Linked DNA regions of Homo sapiens: region 2 is linked to region 1. Evidence: read pairs that join two places in POLR2A ChIA-PET (ENCODE). Cell type or tissue: A673. All regions are shown on one strand.

Region 1 (4,000 bases):
TTTTGTGTGTGGTGTGTGTGGGATGTGGCGTGTGTATATTTTGTGTGTGATGTGAGGCATGTGTGTGGTGTGTGGTGTATTTTGTGTGTGGTTTGTGTATGGTGTATTTCGTGTGTGGGGTGTGGTGTGTGTATATTTGGTGTGTGGTGTGTGTGCGTGATGTGTGGTGTGTGTGGTGTATTTTGTATGTGGTGTGTGGTATGTGTATATTTTGTGTTTGGTTGCACTGTGTGGTGTGTGGTGTATTTTGTATGTGGTGTGTGGTATGTGTATATTTTGTGTGCGGTGGGTACTGTGTGTGTGGTGTGTGTGTGGCGTATTTTGTGTGTGGTGTGTGGTGTATTTTGTATGTGGTGTGTGGTATGTGTATATTTTGTGTTTGGTGTGCACTGGTGTGCGTATTTTGTGTATAGTGTGTGGTGTGTGTGTGGTGTGTGGTGTATTTTGTGTGTGGTGTGTGGTGTGTGTATAGTGTGTGGTGTGTGTGCGGTGTGTGGTGTATTTTGTATGTGGTGTGTGGTATGTGTATATTTTGTGTTTGGAGTGCACTGTGTGTGTGGTGTGTGGTATATTTTGTGTGTGGTGTGTGGTGTGTGTGTGGCGTGTGATGTGTGTGTGGCGTGTGGTGTATTTTGTGTGTGGGGTGTGTGGTGTATTTTGTGTGTGGTGTACTTTGTGTGCGGTGTGTGTGGTGTATTTTGCATGTGGTGTGTGGTGTATTTTGTGTGTGGTTTATTTTGTGTGTGGTGTATTTTGTGTGTGGTGTGTGGTGTGTGTGTGGCATGTGGTGTATTTCGTGTGTGGCGTGTGTGGTGTATTTTGTGTGTGGTGTACTTTGTGTGCAGTGTGTGTGGTGTATTTTGCGTGTGGTGTGTGTGGTGTATTTTGTGTGTGGTTTATTGTGTGTGGTGTGTGGTGTATTTCATGTGTGGTGTATTTTGTGTGTGGTGTGTGTGGTGTATTTTGTGTGTGGTGTGTACTGTATTTTGTGTGTGGTGTATTTTGAGTGTAGTGTGTGGTGTATTTTGTGTGTGGTGTGTGGTGTATTTCGTGTGTGGTGTATTTTGTGTGTGGTGTGTGTGGTATATTTTGTGTGTGGTGTGTGGTGTATTTTGTGTGTGGCGTGTGGTGTATTTTGTGTGTGGTATGTGGCGTATTTTGTGTGTGGTGTATTTTGTGTGTGGTATGTGGTGTATTTTGTGTGTGGTGTATTTTGTGTGTAGTGTATTTTGTGTGTGGTGTGTGGTGTATTTTGTGTGTGGTGTATTTTGTGTGTGGTATGTGGTGTATTTTGTGTGTGGTATGTGGTGTATTTTGTGTGTGGTGTATTTTGTGTGTGGTATGTGGTGTATTTTGTGTGTGGTACGTGGTGTATTTTGTGTGTGGTGTATTTTGTGTGTGGTATGTGGTGTATTTTGCGTGTGGGGTGTGTATGTGGTGTGCAGCATATGGTGTGTAGTGTGTGCAGTATGTGGGGTGTATGGTATGCGTTGTGTTTTTTGTGTGGTGTGGGTGTGTGCATCGTGTAGTGTGTGGTGTGTCTCTGTTGGGGGGCACCGCAGTGCGTGTCTCTGGGAGAGGTGGGCTCACACACAGAGCCCAGGTAAAAGGAGAACGAGGAAAGGGCCGCCTGCCCCGACAGGCAGGTCAGGGCTCCCACAGTACAAAGGCTACCGGGTCCCATGGTTGGTCTCAAAGGAGCCCTGTCCACTCACTGGGTGCGTGTGTGAGCGAACAGTCCCATGTTCCACGCAGACCCACAGCTGCGTGCTTCGCTCCATGTTTTCTGTCTGCTCAGATCGCAGTGCAGCCACAAAACTATGTGTCTCTGCGTAAATAAGGTGAGGATGCCTCCCTCCCCTCTCCAGGAACACAGGAACACCACTGCCTGCGTGCGCTGCTCCCTAACGAAGGGGCTGTATTTTAAATGAGGTTTATAATGCATGATCCTGTAGTTTATGTTTAAGAAGATCACACACAATGATATGAACACCTATGAGCATTTAGTTATGCATAAGCAGGCACGTGTACACACACACATATGCACACACATGAACATGTCAGCAGTGAACCCTTCCAAGAAGGTTGCCCCCGAACCCGGCCTTCTCCAGGCCCAGGGGCTCTTGGGCTGTGTCTGCAGCCAGCACTCTACTGAGCACGGACACGGCCTCGCCAGTGGCCCCTCTCCTACAGCTCCGCGCGCCCAGAGACGGGCAAAAACCACCCACCTCCAGACCACCGAGTGGGGAATAAAACCATTCTCCGCACGGCTTTCTCGCACTGTGCTCAGCACGGCAGCAACATGGGAGACTGATGAGTTTCCACAGATGCCGGCGGCAAGATCAGCCGCAATCCAATCCTCCCGAGTGTGCAGTGGGAGGGACCCCCAGCTGGCCCCGTCCGTCCACTGCCAGCCTGGCCCTCGGCAGGGACTGGCTCGGCCCTTGCAGGGAGGCCTGGGAGGCTGGGACTCCTGTGCCCAGCAAGGCTGTGATGAGCCACCTTGTGTCTGGAAGTCACCTCCATTTCCAGTCCTTTTATATTCTAACTTTTACAGTTGTCAGAGACACAGCAGATGAGAATCCCATTACGGTGAGTGTGGGTTTTATTTAGATTCTGTGTCACACAAGAAATGATAGTAAATGATGATAAAAGAGTTGGTTATTTTTAACGCCTTTTCATTTCCACCCCTCCCAGCAGCCATTCACACCTACCTGGCCTTGCAAACAGCGTCTGCTGGAGGGTCAGGGAGAGGCAGGCTGAGGGACACCTGCCATGTGGGGCTGGCACTGCGATGCCCCTGCGCTCTGTCTGCCTGCACACCTCATCAGGGCCATAAAAACAATGCACCCAGGAAGTGGGCTAGGGAAGCCCCTGGGGCCCCTAGACAAAGCCCAGCACCCCTCCACACGCAGTCTGAGACTCAGGGAGAAATGAGCAGCCAGCTCCAAGCTCGGAGCCTGGCGGCCGGGGCAGCCCCATGCCAAGACTGGGTGCAGGGGTGCAGGCACAGCTGGCCGTAAGCATTGAGAACACAGAGCTGCCGAACTCCCTCCTCCTTCCACACACACCGCGTGCAGTGAGTTCCTCCTCCACCGTTAGACACTCAGAATGGAGCCCGGTGCAGCCTCGAGCCCTCACCAAGAACAGCCTTGCTGCTCTGGGAAACCTCAAGGGCATCTACCAAGCCCTCACCCAACCCATCATGGACCATCCACAGCCCTAGCTCTATGCCTCTGGGACAGAATGGCTGTACGCATTCAGCAAATATTTTTGATGGAGTCTTAGGGCCGGGAACTGTGCTGTGTCTCCTAAGAAGTTCTCTATCCATTTCTTAAAAAATAAACTGATCCATCTAACAGATAGACGAACACTCTGCATTGGCTGCTAATCTTGTAAAGACAGCATCAATTAATGATGACTGCGCGGAGCCATAACCATTCATACACCATCAATTGCCTTCACGGAGCTGAGCATGCCCCTTGTTACGGGCCACATGGGTTTGCAGGAGGACGCCTCATTTCCGAAAGAGCCAGCTAACTAAATCAATGGAAGTTGAATCCGTTGACTCAATCAACAGTCTGCCCTCCGAGCAGCTGCTCAAAGACAGGCACGCCACAGCGGTTCTGAAAGCGCTTCTGGAATCGAGGCCCGGGTACACCGTGCCGCGGCCGCTGGACGCAAAGTTCTCAATATTAACCTGCAAAAGAGGCTTTTGCACAGCACGTTCAAGCCGTCGAATGCACTCCCCTGCCACCAAAAGGATTTACCGAGATAGAGTTGAACCTCAAACCCACATTTAAAGGAAAGAGGCACTGGGTTCTCCCTCCCATTCAGAAAGGATCGGGCCGAATGATTTCCCGGCTTTCTCATGTCCCTTTGGGTGCCAAAGCCCAGAAACCTCTCTGCCGCTGTGGCCTGCCTGGGTGGCCCAGGCTTGCCGCATTCCTTCCTCTTTGAAGTATTTTCCTATCCTTCTGTTTACATTAAGCTTCCACAC
Region 2 (4,000 bases), 290 kb before region 1:
AGTATAAATTCAAAGGATGAAAAGAAACATGAGTAAATTTATGCAATAAATTGGACAACATAGACAAAATGAAAATCATCCTTGAAAGGCACAAATTATCAATATTGAAGAAAGGAGTACCAAATCTGAATAGTCATTAAATGCATAATTTATAGTCTCTCCTCAAAGAAAACTCCAGACCTGGATGCATTCAGTGATGGATTCTGTCAAACACTAAGGAAGAAACAGCACCAGTCCCAAGTGAGCTCTTCCAGAAAACAGAAAAGAAAAACCTTCCATCTTATTCTATGTGTCCAGCATCACCACGATTATGATGAGGGGAAAATCACACAACGTTAACTTTTAAAAATATCATGAATATAGATGCCAATGTTTATAAATTATTAGCAAATTGAATCTAGATACATATGTATACAAAGACATAGACACATGCCTATACATATATATATATATATATATATATATATATATATATATATATATACATGTCTGTGTATATCTGTGTGTGCACGTGTGTATATTCATTCCCAGGAATGTCAGGTGGATTTAGAAAATTGATCAATGTAACACCCTATATTAACAGAATATAGAAGAAAGTCAATAAATTCGACACAGGCATCTGACAATATTCATTATTCACTGACAGAAACAAACCTGAAAATGCAGATTGAAGAAGGAATAACATTTTTATGTGAAGGTGACATGAGCAGAATATCCTACGGAATCTGAATGATCTCAGCAAGACCACAAAGGTAACTGTATTTCTAAATACTAACAATGAACCAATGGGAAATTTAATTATCAATATTTACAGTAGCATGAAAAAAGCATGAAATACTTAGGGATAATTTTTTGAAATAGTGTAAGATCTGTATACTTAGAATCATAAAATACTACTAAGAAAAATATGAAACGAAAGCCCTAAATAAATGGAATGATAGAGGAAATTCGTGAAGTAGAAGAAACAATATTTTTAGCACAACAATTCTGCCCGACAAGACTTATACAATCAATGCCATCCCAATACAAATCCCAGCAGGATTTTTTTTTCTAAATAGAAATATGTAAGTGATTCTAACATTTATAGGACAACGCAAAGGATCTAGAATAATGAGAATAATTTTGAAAAAGAACAAATTGGAGGTTGATGGTTGCATAGGTATAAAATAGTCAATACTCATTACACTGTACTGAAAAGAATTGCATTTATTGTATTGATATCATGTCTCAATACAATGATTTTAAAAGGAAAAGCACTCCCTTCACTATGTAGCTGTGATAATGGCCTGTTTGGGGAACAGCCCCTCTCTTTGTGCATGTGACATTTCCAAAGCTGAGACAGTCCCTGGGGAAGGGAAGGACCCAGTGATTCCTCTCTGGTTTTCATATGAGATTCTGCTGGCATTATTAGCATAAAATTCAATGTTCTGGATTAGGGAATGGGGAAATTAATGCGATTTGCATTTCACAGAAAAATTTCTGTGACATGTGGCAGCGATGATAATTCCCATGCAGTCCGTGGGAGCAAGGGCAGCCTCAGGCATGACAGAGTCTCAGGGACAGCACTTGCAGCTCCTCAGCCACCGGGCCGTGGTCCCCAAGAAGAGGCAGCTGCTGGGTTTGACGCTTGCTCATTCCGAAAGTTGCGCCACACTTAAAGGTTCGTTTTGGAGTCGGGGGGATTTCTGAATCCAAGCAGGTGGAGACATCTGGCCCATCAGACAGGATGGCCAGCAGCCGCCCCAGGGAAGGTGTCCCGGCCGTCAGCCCCTGCTGTAGCAGCCTCACTTTGCAGGACACCCAGAGGTTCCTGAGCATGAGTCTGGAAATCTCACGGAAAAGGCACACATTTGGAAGCAGGTCCTGCGCACTGATAGTGGGATGCCTGATTCAGCGGAGAGAGAAGAAGCCTTTGGCAACTGACCAACACGTGTGTCGATTCATTCATTTGCTTAAGTCTTGAAAACACATCATATGCCAGGCACTGTACAAGATGCTTGGAATGTAATAGAAGGAAGGAAGGAAGGAAGGAAGGAAGGAAGGAAGGAAGGAAGGAAGGAAGGAAGGAAGGAAGGAAATCCCTACCTTCATTGAGCTAATATTCTAGCAGAAGACAAGCAAGACAAACAAGAAATAAGTAAATTATCACGTGTATATTTGGGTAGGAAGCACATGCTAAACCCGCTGGGCTGGAGGCTGCTCTGTCTACTGCCCACCTGGTGTTTCCCTTCCCCCTTCCTCCCCGCTGGATGAACCTGGCTTTTGCCCTGCTCTGGATGTGAGCCCTTTGCGGGGAGGGTCTCTAGGGCTCCATCAGTGAAGGGGCTCAGGGAATGTTTACCCTGCGTTGCTGGAGGAGGAAGCGATGGGGGGGATGGGGATGGAGCATCAGGTTCCAGATCTCAGAGCACCCAGGACTGAGCTCTGGGTATCCCTGCCATGGAAGGCAGGAGGGAGGAAGTGATGGGGGTGGAGCATTAGGTTCCAGATCTCAGAGCACCTGGGACTGAGCTCCAGGTGTCCCTGTCATGGGGAGGCAGGAGGGACAGGGGCCTGACTTGTGCCCCATGGCCGTGGTGGCACACACTGTCTCAGATGCCTGGAGGCTCATGTTAATTTCCCCAGTGCCCTACAAGAACAGCCATGTTCCTCAGTGAGACGAACAAGGTGGACCTGGGCAAAGCCAGGGACGAGACCACAGAAGCCCCGCGGCTGCTTCTCGGAGCCAGGGGAGGGGCCGGACCAGCCTAGCCTCCTGGACTTTATCAGGTCCTGAGCTCTATAGAGGCTGAAGCTGTGGCTTTGGAGCCTTTGTTGTGTGTTATGTTTCTGCTGTGGGGACCTCCAGGGCTCTTCAGACCAGGAAGAGCCTGAGGCCCCCAGGGAGCAGGTGCATGTGCACATACAGGGGTGAGGAAGCCACGTAGGGCCAGAGAGGCAGAGGAGGGTGAACTCTGGCCTTCCCAGTAGCATCCAGGGAGGAAGCTGGGAGGGGCAGCAGGGTGGTGGGTGGGGGACAGGAGGACTCGGCCTCACAGGAGCCCAAGAGGGACAGGACTCGCAGTGGGGAGGCTGGCTGGGGGTGTGTAGAGACCCAGCGGGGAACCAGACCAGAGCTGCTTCCTGGGGTGTTGGGGTGGATGCCCAGATGGGGAGGCAGGGGGATGGCCACCTCTTAGAGTTTTGGTAAATGTGTGCCAAATAAGAAAATGAACAGCGGGGCGGGCATCAGTTCACCACCTCCATCACTCCTCAGACTCCAGTGTTCAACCTGGCCCTCCCTTCTGAGCACCTCGTGCTTCCCTGGAGCCCTGCTCCCAGCTGCAGAGCCAGAGGATGTGCTGCCAGGGAGAAGCTCGCACGCTGCTCAGAATAGGACACCCCCAGATGGATCTCAGGTCCCTAGAGAGACAGCTGGGGGCTGCAGACTGGCTCGGCCCCGGGAGGGCACCAGCTCGCCCCCTCACACTAAGAACCCAGGGTGAGACTGCATCTTTAAAAATAAAAGCCACATCTTGACAAAACAACACCAGTGCATGGACCCTTGAGAGCCGTTTAATCCACACCAGCAGGAAGCCCCCGGCACAGGGTGTGTGCTCCCGCTGCTGCTGGAGGAAGATCATGCAGACACACGGGCGATGTGGAGGTGCCACGGCCCCCTGATTCCGGGGGCACGCCATTATGATGGAAATTTTGGCTGAAATGATGGTAATAGGTGACCCCTCTACAATATTAGAGACAGTTAAACCATCTGTTTTTCCATCTCAAGTACACATTCGATTTTATATGCATACCTGCATGGAAAAATGACTTCCAACAAAAGAGCGTTTTCATTATGTCAACTGGCTTCTGGGCGCACATTTTGGACGGTCATTCAAAACACATTGGCAAATTTCCCCTGAAGGAAAATGTGCCGCTTGGTGGCTCCAGCTGCTCAGGCGAGGAGGAGCCGACCTTCAGGGCCTGCCTCAGGTGCCTCAGCCTAGAGTCCCAGCCCCTG

The links. ChIA-PET counts read pairs that join two places held together with the same protein. Peaks named below come from ENCODE experiments on the same cell type or tissue, not always from the same donor. Only the 100,000 strongest peaks of a DNase experiment are listed, where the experiment ranks them.
Region 2: POLR2A ChIA-PET joins it to region 1 with 5 read pairs; 2 of 35 experiments call an interaction of 5 or more read pairs at or near these places.

The regions. Positions count from the first base shown.
Region 1 is chr22:48,579,730-48,583,729 of GRCh38, reverse strand. The region is part of intron 1 of TAFA5 (TAFA chemokine like family member 5); the gene reads right to left. The region is part of intron 1 of LOC124900480 (a long non-coding RNA gene); the gene reads right to left. Among named protein-coding and RNA genes, the nearest start is that of TAFA5, 92 kb to the right of the region's middle. In A673, no CTCF peak of the experiment used is centred here; DNase peaks (open chromatin) are centred at 1,799 and 3,089; H3K4me3 peaks cover 2,150 bases; H3K27ac peaks cover 2,555 bases.
Region 2 is chr22:48,870,722-48,874,721 of GRCh38, reverse strand. All of the region lies in intron 1 of LINC01310 (long intergenic non-protein coding RNA 1310), which reads right to left. Among named protein-coding and RNA genes, the nearest start is that of LINC01310, 6.0 kb to the right of the region's middle. RefSeq lists an enhancer at 2,239-2,739. In A673, a CTCF peak has its summit at 3,889; DNase peaks (open chromatin) are centred at 1,561, 1,921, 2,241, 3,391 and 2 weaker places; H3K4me3 peaks cover 328 bases; H3K27ac peaks cover 3,922 bases.